Regions from separate parts of the Mus musculus genome. Here region 1 is linked to region 2. A link is a loop called in an ENCODE intact Hi-C map of the cell type or tissue named here. Cell type or tissue: left cerebral cortex. All regions are shown on one strand.

The links. Peaks named below come from ENCODE experiments on the same cell type or tissue, not always from the same donor. Only the 100,000 strongest peaks of a DNase experiment are listed, where the experiment ranks them.
Region 1: it touches region 2 in a loop (2.4-fold over the local background); 13 of 42 quality-filtered maps call a loop at or near these places.

The regions. Positions count from the first base shown.
Region 1 is chr8:88,242,376-88,247,375 of GRCm38, reverse strand. It overlaps Tent4b (terminal nucleotidyltransferase 4B), which reads right to left. Exons shown (of 12, transcript NM_001372333.1): 2 at 4,012-4,135; 3 at 1,732-1,778; 4 at 891-1,011. Among named protein-coding and RNA genes, the nearest start is that of Tent4b, 45 kb to the right of the region's middle. In left cerebral cortex, a CTCF peak has its summit at 2,877 (motif pointing right); a DNase peak (open chromatin) is centred at 2,883.
Region 2 is chr8:88,148,145-88,153,144 of GRCm38, reverse strand. Heatr3 (HEAT repeat containing 3) reads right to left here. Exons shown (of 15, transcript NM_172757.3): 7 at 2,776-3,053. Among named protein-coding and RNA genes, the nearest start is that of Mir7071, 12 kb to the right of the region's middle. In left cerebral cortex, no CTCF peak of the experiment used is centred here; DNase peaks (open chromatin) are centred at 1,850 and 2,087; H3K27ac peaks cover 1,062 bases.

The sequences.
Region 1 (5,000 bases), 94 kb before region 2:
CCAGGCACCAGCCAACACAGCGGGCAAAGGCGTCTGCTGCCAAGCTTGATAACCTGAGCTGGACCTCCAGCTCAGAGTGGAGAAACTGCACCATACTGTCCTCTCACGCACAGACCTACACAGGGCATGGGGGGAGGGGGAGCGTGGGGGGTGTGTGTGCACGCACATAAGTAAAATGAAAAAGTTCATAGAAGGCAATAAATTCTAAAAATTCTAAAAAGCAATAAATTCATAAAAATACAATATATTCTATTTAAAACATTGTTTGCGACAGGACTTCTCTATAGAAAGCATGACTTCAGAGGCTATAGAGATGGCTCAATGGCTAAGAGTCATCACTTAGTGAGTTTAAGTTCAATTCCTAGCACCCACATTGTGGCTCAATCTGCTTGCAGCTCAGCTCTAGAGGATCCAAAGCCCTCTGCTGTAGCCCCAAAACACACACACAAAATAAAAACATATCCTTTTTAATTAAAAAAAAAAAAAAGGCCTTGACAAGATCTCAAGTGCAAAATAAGAGAACAATATCTTTTGTTATAACTAGGGGCTATTTAACAGAAACAAACTCACACTGTAGACCAGGCTGGCCTCAAACTAAGATCACCTGCCTCTGCCTCCCAAGTGCTGGGATTACAGGCCTGCGCCACCAATGCCCAGCTAGTAATCTATTTTTATATTTCATTACGCATGAAAAATTGGGTATTATTCTTAAAGAAATGTATAGCCTGGACAAGTTACTTTGATTCTCCAATGACAGTCTTTATGCATAGTCACTGTGACATTCAAAAAATGATTCACTGAGTCACATTCCAACTGTGCTATTCGAGATTAGAGTCCAAGTTTCTCCTGCAGGTAATAAGGCTCACAAAGACACAATGCTAAGAACTTACCGTTGCTTTGTCTAGAACTTTCACGGAATCCTCGTCAGCGACTTTGTGTTTCCGAAGGGCTTCTTCCAGGGTCCAGAGAGGCAGGTTCTCCCACTTCCCAAACACCACAAGATCGATGTCACTGTAGGGACACGTGTGAGGTTTCAAGAAGCATCAATCAGGTCTCTATTGTAGCTGACAATTATGCTTACCAACTTTAAGTTAGGGTAACAAGAATCCCTTTCCCTCTCTGCTTCAGAGCATCAGTGTGCTGATGGTAAGTTTTGGAAGGGAAGCAGAGGAGAGGGGAGGGGAGGGGAGGGGAGGTGAGGGGAGGGGAGGGGAGGGGAGGGGAGAGGAGGGGAGAGGAGAGGAGAGGAGAGGAGAAGCAGGGAGTGTCAATTTTAGCAACCTCATACCCTCAGGTATTTCACAGATCTCAGGCCCCAGGACATGAGATAATGCTGACAGAAACAAAACCTCAAACATATTAAATTCTATTAGTGAATGGTTTTTTGGTTTGTTTGGTTTTTCCTAGAGCCTTCTGGTATTAAACTTCACGTGTGCTGCCTCAATGAGATGTGACCTGACTATTAAGCTGCATAAAGCCAGAGCATCATGCTGGCTCTCAGTGTGTAAATACACGCATTTACTTCCAATCTCATTATTTATGTGCCTTTTCCATATCTCACCTATGACAACTGTTCTCACCAAGCTTTAGGACAGCCCAGACTACACAGAGACCCTATCTCAAAAACAATAAACAAACAAGCCCCATTTCTACTCAGACATATTCAATAGCCCCAGTGGACAATAATCCCTTCAAAATAATAATCCTTCAAAACTTCATCAACATACTAACCTGGTAGGTAAATACAGGCCAGTTTTAAAACTTCCAAATATCTGGACCTAGAACAAGGGAAGAAAAATCACATTAAGGTGCCTACAGAGAAATGCACGTCCCTTTTGTCCTCTACTGGTGTTTTAGAATGGACAGGTCCAAATACAAGGCTTTCCTAAAGTAGGGACACCATGCCTCACGGGCATTCACTCAGAGCATGGCTTATAATCTAAATCAGAGACGTTGAGGCCATTGAGATGGCTCAGCAGTTGAAGATGCTCGCTATGCAAGCCTGATGCCCAGACCACATATAGAGGTAGACAAAACCTGACTATAAAAACTGTCCTCACCCTATAGGTGGAACAACATTATGAACTAACCAGTACCCCGGAGCTCTTGACTCTAGCTGCATATGTATCAAAAGATGGCCTAGGCGGCCATCACTGGAAAGAGAGGCCCATTAGACACGCAAACTTTATATGCCCCAGTACAGGGGAACGCCAGGGCCAAAAAAAGGGGAGTGGGTGGGTAGGGGAGTGGGGGTGGGTGGCTATGGGGGACTTTTGGTATAGCATTGGAAATGTAAATGAGCTAAATACCTAATAAAAAATGGGAAAAAAAAACTGTCCTCTGACTTCTACACACATGCCTACATATACATATAATAATATACATGTGTACACATTATACAGAAGTTTCACAAGTTATGTTTCAAAGGCTAGTTAGTATTCTTTTACAAGATAAGGAATGTCACAAATCCTTAATTCTGTCCTCTCTGCAGGAGTTCTCTCATGAATTCAGAATATTTAGCTGCTGACCATGTGCTGATGTGTAGGTCAGTGCGAGAGAGTACCAGGAGCAGTCTATACAAGATCCTGATGTGCTATCAACTGAGAATCTTGGTCCACTGAGGACAGAGGCACCCAGGCAATTATACATGTGTCTGTAAGCCAAGTCAGGAAAATGCTAAACCATTCTGGTAAAAAAAAAAAAAAAAAAAAAAAAAAAGTTCCGGGAACCTAGCCGTATCTCTGCACTTCTATTTGTATGAATACAATTGCCTACCTCAGAAAGGTTTCGGAAAGATGGAGGCATCTTAACCTGGGGCAGGTTCTCCCTTGCTATAGGGTCTGTGCAGGTCATGGCACTGCCAGCAGCTTCCCTTTCTAGCCACTAGATGTCAGCAGTGCTTACAGAGGCATGCCAGGCGGAGCCATCTCTGCTGTGCCCCAGTGCAGTGAAGGGCACCTGTGCCTTCCCTTCTATTCTTTACCTATATTTGAACTTCTTTCTTTTGCCAAATGGACAAACCTGGCCCTGGCTTCCCTTACATCACTTCAGGAAGGTCTAAGGAATCTATGCAACAAAGTCAGTTACTCTTTGCTCAGGGAGGATTCTACAGCAGACCTGAAAGAATCCCTAAAAAATTAAGTATTAATGCCAATAATAAGAGATACACACGGGGCTGGAGGGATGGCTCAGCGGTTAAGAGCACTGACTGCTCTTCCAGAGGTGCTGAGTTCAATTCCCAGCAACCACATGGTGGCTCACAACCATCTGTAATGAGATCTGATGCCCTCTTCTGGTGTATCTGAAGACGGCTACTGTGTACTCACATACATAAAATAAATAAATAAATAATCTTAAAAAAAAAAAAAAAAAAAAAAAGAGATACACACAAAGTGGAGACTAAGGCAACAAATCTGCTCACTGACTGAGTAATCAAAAGAAGTTGGCCCGGGGAACAAAGAGTGGTTTGCAATGAGAGGCATACACTCGCCTGCATTTGCCCAAGACAGTCAACTTCAAGTAGCAAAAGAAATGCCGTCAGCTACAAGCCAACTGCAATGTTTACACTGACGGGCTAGAGTAAAAACAAAGATGAAGCCTTGATAAATCCCTTCCAGCAACTAACTACTGTACTGAGGCTGGACCTCTCTTTTCCTTGCATTAATAAGCCTAAGTTCTGTCCACTTTATTGGGTGCTACTCAGAACTGAGAGGAAGAGGTTTAGAGTAAAGCATCTGAGTGGAAGAAAGTCATCAACAAACCCCAAAGTCTACAGGCTGCAGGTCCCTGTTTGCCTTTAAGATGTGATTTGACCAAAGCTGGGTGTGGCACATGTCTGGGAAGCTTAAGGAGGCTTGAGTTCAGGGCTAGCCATGGGTATGACATCGTAAGACCCTGCTGCAAAATAAAGTAGACTACCTCTACCAAAGCACTTACAGTGTGAGTGAGTCTCTATGAGAGACAGTCTGGGGCAGGCTCTGCCTCAAGCCCAGGTCCAGGACAAGTACTCACATCAGCACTGGGCCAGAGCTCTTTAATCACACTCTCGATCCTGCTCACTACCTCCATCCGCATCTTCTCTTCCTCGGGTCTGGGAGACATGTACTCATAAAAATCACTGATTTCTTCATGCAGACTGAAGAAAAAAGCAGAAAGCAAATGTGAGGCGGGCCGATCCAATATGAAGTCAGTTTCATGAATAATCTTAAAAGTCTTATAATTCGGGGGGAGGGTATGAGGGACTTTTGGGATCGCATTGAAAATGTAATTGAGGAAAATACGTAATAAAAAAATAGTAAAAAAAAGTCTTATAATTCAGCTGATGAATTTATACTTGCAATTTTTGCCTTCATTTTAATATTATAATCATACAAGTTAAAGAGGTAATATACAGAATTTAATTAAAAGAAAGTAAGAAATCCCTTGTGTGTTCCTCTACTAAGCTGTAGGTGAGTTTTTGCCTTCCTTTTTCTTTTTAAAGTCATACAGGCCAGGTCTCATACTCTGCAGGCATAGACCAGGAAGGCAGGCCCTGAGCCCAGGCAGCAGAGCTTCCTGACTATCCCACCTCGCCACAAGGAGCAAAACAGTATGGCACTTGCTTAATGAATTAACTGTCAAATGAACAAGCTAGTCAGTGACCCAGCAGTGCCCTGAGAAGAATGTCAGGCAGAGAAGGGCTCTGAGAAAGCTGCAGGCTTCCAGAGACTACAGTGGGCAAGGCATGAAACCAAAGCATCTCATGTAGACAGGCCCGTCAGGAAGGGAATACAGGCTCAGGATAACGACAAAGCTAAGAAGGTCAGGCTAGGCTGAAGGTGTGGCTTGGTGGTAGAGCATGCGCCCTGGTATGTTCAATGAAAAGAGAAGGGGAGAGAAAGAGAGGGAGCCGGGCTTGGTGGCACACACCTTTATTCCCAGCACTCGGGAGGCAGAGGCAAGTGGATTTCTGAGTTCGAGGCCAGCCTGGTCTACAGAGTGAGTTCCAGGACAGCCAGGGC
Region 2 (5,000 bases):
ACTGGTACCTAAACACTGGCTGGCTAGCTGACTTATATAATGTTAATTATATAGGGTAATGAGTTAAGACCTTAAAAGCAGCTTCTGCAGGAGCTGAGCATGGTGCTGCACACCTTTAATCCTAGTACTTGGGAGGCAGAGGCAGAGGTAGAGGCAGAGGCAGGTGGATTGTGGCCAGCCTAGTTTACAGAGTTCCAGGACAGCCAAGGCTATCTGGAGAAACCCTGTCTCAAAAACCAAAATAAAAATAGGCTTGTTTGTTTTTTTGTTTTTTGCTTTGAGAAAACACTGTATTTTATGAGCTCAAGAATTTATTTCTCTCCTTCCCTCTTTCTCTTTCACTGTGTTTCTTGTACACAATTAGCATGTATTCTACCACGGACAATACTCTTAGCCCTTCTGTGTGCATGCCTATGTAAGTAGTGTAGGCACAGGAGTGCACACGTGCATACACACGGTAAAGCAGGCTTCCTCTGTCACAGCCTGTCTCCTTGCCTTGAGGCAGGGTATAGGAAGCGGAGAGAGTCCTGAGTGAATGTGCATTGTTGACATGGTTACTGCCATGCCAAGCTTAGAACCTCAGACCATGGAGAAACCTCAAAGCCTTTCCTCTGACCCATGTATGGGTGTTGATAGTGTCTGTGGAAAATGTCCACCATAGCTTTCTGGCCCAAGATATTTATGGCCTGAAGACTTCTCTGTCACAGAGACTGCTCCTACCAAGATTAGCTAAACTCGTGTCCTTGTTTATCTGTATGTAATAACCCAAACTCCTTGCTCAACTGTATGTAATAACCTCACCTCTCTGTTCAACTCTATATAATTAATAAACATGAAATTCTGGGGTGGTACAGTTTCTTCAGCCAAGAGCCCAGCCCACTGGATCCCAGCTTCCTGTTTGTATCTGTCTTTCCTTCATTCCTTTAGTACTCCAATCAGGTTGTCCTTAGAGCCATGCTGCATGCAGCAACAGGGTCTCTCACTGAATCACAAGCCTACTGCTTTGGCTAGCCTGGCTGGCACTGTCTGGCTGTAGTAAACTTAAGGATAAGATGGCCTTTTGACTTCTGCATATACCCCTACTTAACACAAGGCTTGAGTTGTTCACATGTATAAAAAGCTTGATTCCTTCAAAGCACTAAGATTAAATTAATTATATGCATGCTAGAGAGATGGCTCAGTGGCTAAATGCTCCTGCTGCTAAGCCTAATCTGAATTTAATCTTCAGGCCCCACGTGGAAGCAAAAGAGGACTGATGCCTGCAAGTTGCCCTTTGACCTCCACACACGTTCTATGGCATAAACTTATCCCTTCCAATAAAATAAAAATCTAATAATTTAAAAAAAAAACCACAAAACTTTGTTTTGTAAGTCTTCAAGGATGTAAGATTTAGGCCTGGTGGTAAACACTCATAGCCCCACCTCCTAGGGCAGCTAAAACAAACAGGCAAGCAAACAAAATCTACAAGAAAATATGTTTACATTGAGCTATATTCTATTTAAAGAATTCTAAGTCATATAAACTAATCAGAACTGTAAGATGTTGACTCAAGACAATTACTTTCAATTAACTCCACGTGAATAAGAACAAGCCACCCCTGGCCCTGGCCCATGAGAGAATGTGAACTGTACGCTCCTAGCCAAAGCTTGTCACCTTTCCTTTGCAGCCTCCTGCTCTTCATGCCTTCACACTCCCAGTATCCAGCTGAGTGACCCTTTAAATGAAAATTCTCTTCACAATTCTCTACTTCCCCATTTCAGACAGCTCAGTTGGCCCTGTGTCATCTCCAGCAGCCTCCTCCTTTGCTCTCCCATCTGGTCTTCATCATATGCACCAACCAGGCTTACAGAAACAACTCAAGATTTGGTGACAATTCTACCACCATTCGCAGCATCGCACTAATATAACCATGGGCTTACGAGTGTGTCTTCCTGAAGAAAGAGGGATTTCCCCATGCGGAAACATGACTGAGGAGTCTCATCTGTAACCGGTACATGAACACACATGAGCAGCACAGGAAGGATGTACCTTCCCAGCTGGGTCTTGTCTGTCTGTCCTTCCACATCTTCTCACCTCCTCCCAAAGCATGGGTCCACCTACACTTTCTCAGCTCAAGTAACTGGCAGCTGTGCACCCTCACTGCACATCGCACATCACACTAGCATGAAGCACCACACCTCCCCCAACCTCTTCTGCTCAGCAACAGTGGGGGACTGAAGGCTTGGCCTAGGTCTCTGCTAAAGAGAGGTACTAAAATAAAAGAGATAAGAATTCAATCAAAAAGGAAGCAGAGGAAGGTCAGCGTGAAGACTCCCTGAGGAGACAGGTAACTGAATTCAGAGTCAAGAAGACAGGATGCTATTGCTAAGTGCTCTGAAAGCTCCCACACAGAAAGGTTTCCATTTTGGACAAGAGATGCTGGTTTTCGTTTCTTCTACATGGGTACATTTCGAATGTTACAATGAGAATCAACAGAAAAATACAACTCTAATTGAAAAATTGCCTAATATTTTTTTGTAATGCTAAGGAAGCCTGCTGAAGGAAACTGATGTATTAACTCACGTTGAGGGGCTGGAGAGATGGCTTAACAGTTAAGAGGGCTGATGGTTCTTTCAGAGGGCCACATTCAATTCCCAGCACCCATATGGCAGCTCACAACTGTATTTAATTCCAAGATCTGACATTCTAACACAGACATACATACAGGCAAAGAACAATGCACATAAAATAAAAAATAAAATGCATTAATTCAGATCGAACATCCATCTGACTCACTGGAAGTAAATCGGAAATAAATGTTTTCCTTCTGAGTTTTCTTTTATGAGGGATTTCTTCCATTTCATCATCTTCAACCAAGTCATCACCGTTAGCATTTGCTAGGATGTCCTCACTCTCTGCGGCAGTCTTTAGCCGCTGGGTTTCAGCTTCCTTCATCTGAATGACCATGTTGCCAGTATTCATACCCAGAACTTCAGACAAGGCACCTAGGATGGCATTAATGATTTCTGCCTGACTCTTAGATGGAATAATGTCCTTTAGGTTCCAGATGGTGCCTGGGAAAAAATAAGAATGAAGACAAAGAAATTGCCTATGGAATCTTTATTAAAAATGGGTTCTAACCCAACCAGGTAATAAACAGACTGATTCTGGTATAATAAAAGGAAATACTAGATAGTAAAAACAAGTAATTTTTACTAGCTGAAACTAATTCAACTAATTTACTAATTATAACTAATTGAACAACATATAACAGTGAGGGAAAAGCAGTTTCCACAGGGCTTAGGCTATGGTGTAATTTCAAAAATCCTAACCCAAATGCCTTTGTTCATTCCATCTTGGCACACACTTTTCCTGGTATAGAACTTACACACTGGGACACTGATCAATTTTCTCTGACAATGCCAGGAGGTGCCTTGTTTCCTCCCATTTCCACCTAAGCTCCTCTTCTCCGAAGCTTTATATTACAGGTGCAGTGGGATGCATTAATCCTCCAAAATCACACAGAGAATGCAGACAGAAATTTCTTGGCTTTTTCCTAACAAAATAAAATAGTGCTTCCAGGAAGAAATCTAAATAATTTTTTAAAGTGAATGGCAGGCTCTGGGGATGTATCTCAGTTAGAATGCTTGCCCTCGGTTCAATCCAAGGACTGTAAATCAGGGATGATGCTGTATACCAGTAAGAACAGCATTCAGCCGGTGGAGGCAGGAGGATCAGAAGTTCCAGGTCAATTTCAGCTATAATACAAGTGTAACTAGGCCATATATATAAGACCCCATCTCCAACAAAGCGTAATAAAATGAAAACGCCACCTAGGCATAACTAAAAATACTGAGAACAGAGGGTAGAAGACATTAGTCATGATCACTGTGGCATGATTAACAATACCAAAAAAATTAACCCAGGTGCTCATCTGATGATGAATAGACAATGGAGAATGGCTTCCAAGACAGGGAAGATCCTGTGTCAAAAAGCCAAAACCAACCAACCAACCAAAACCCAAAGAGTAGCAAACACACATGCCCAGGAATACTATTCAGCATTCTAAAAGAGAACGGAAGAGTGCTTGCCTAGCATATAGTCCTGGGTTTGCTCCCCAACATAGCAGAAAGTAGATGTGGTGACACACACTCCTATTCCAAGCACTCAAGGTGTAGGAGCTTGCTGTCATCAGACCAGACAGTAAATCTGAGGCCAAGCTGGGCCACAGAAGGCCCTGTTTCAAAAACTACAAAGAAATAGTATAATGCATGCCCCGATGTAGGCAGCCTTGAAAACCTGAGGCTAAGGGAAATAAGCTAGCCATAGAGGGACAAGCATAAATGCTTCTAGTTCAGTAAGGTTTTTACCAGAGTCAAATCCACAGAAACAGGAAGCAGAATGCTGGTGTCCAGAGACAGGGAGGGGAAAACAGGGTCAGGGAAAGTTCTCATTTAGTGGATACAGTCACCTTTCAGGATGAAGAGTATTATAAAGTATATGCTACTCAACTAACCACCAGATCACTTCAGATTTCTGTACTCAGACACTGGGGCAAAAAAAAAGGTGGGACTAAGAACTCATGGAAGAGCAAGTGGTGGGTCACGTCTTAGTTGCCCTAAGTGAACTGTGAACTCGATGGGACTTGAAAAAGAGGAAAGCTGGGCTGCAGAGATGGCTCAGCAGTTAAGAGCACTGACTGCAATTCCAAAGGACCTCAATTCAATTCCCAGCACCCACAGAGCAGCTCACAACTATTATAACTTCAGTTCTAGGGGGCCAACACCCTCACACAGACACATATGCAAGCAAACCACTAATAAACATAAAATAAAAATAAATCATTTAAAAAGAGAGAGAGAGAGAGTAAAGTCTAACTACAGCGTTTCTATATGAGACAAACAGTGTGTGTCAAACTGGATAGGGCTGGAGAGATGGCTCAGGGGTTAAGGGTACTGGCTGTTCTTTCAGAGGGCCAGTGTTCATTTCTCAGCACCCACAAGAAAGCTAACAACTGTCTA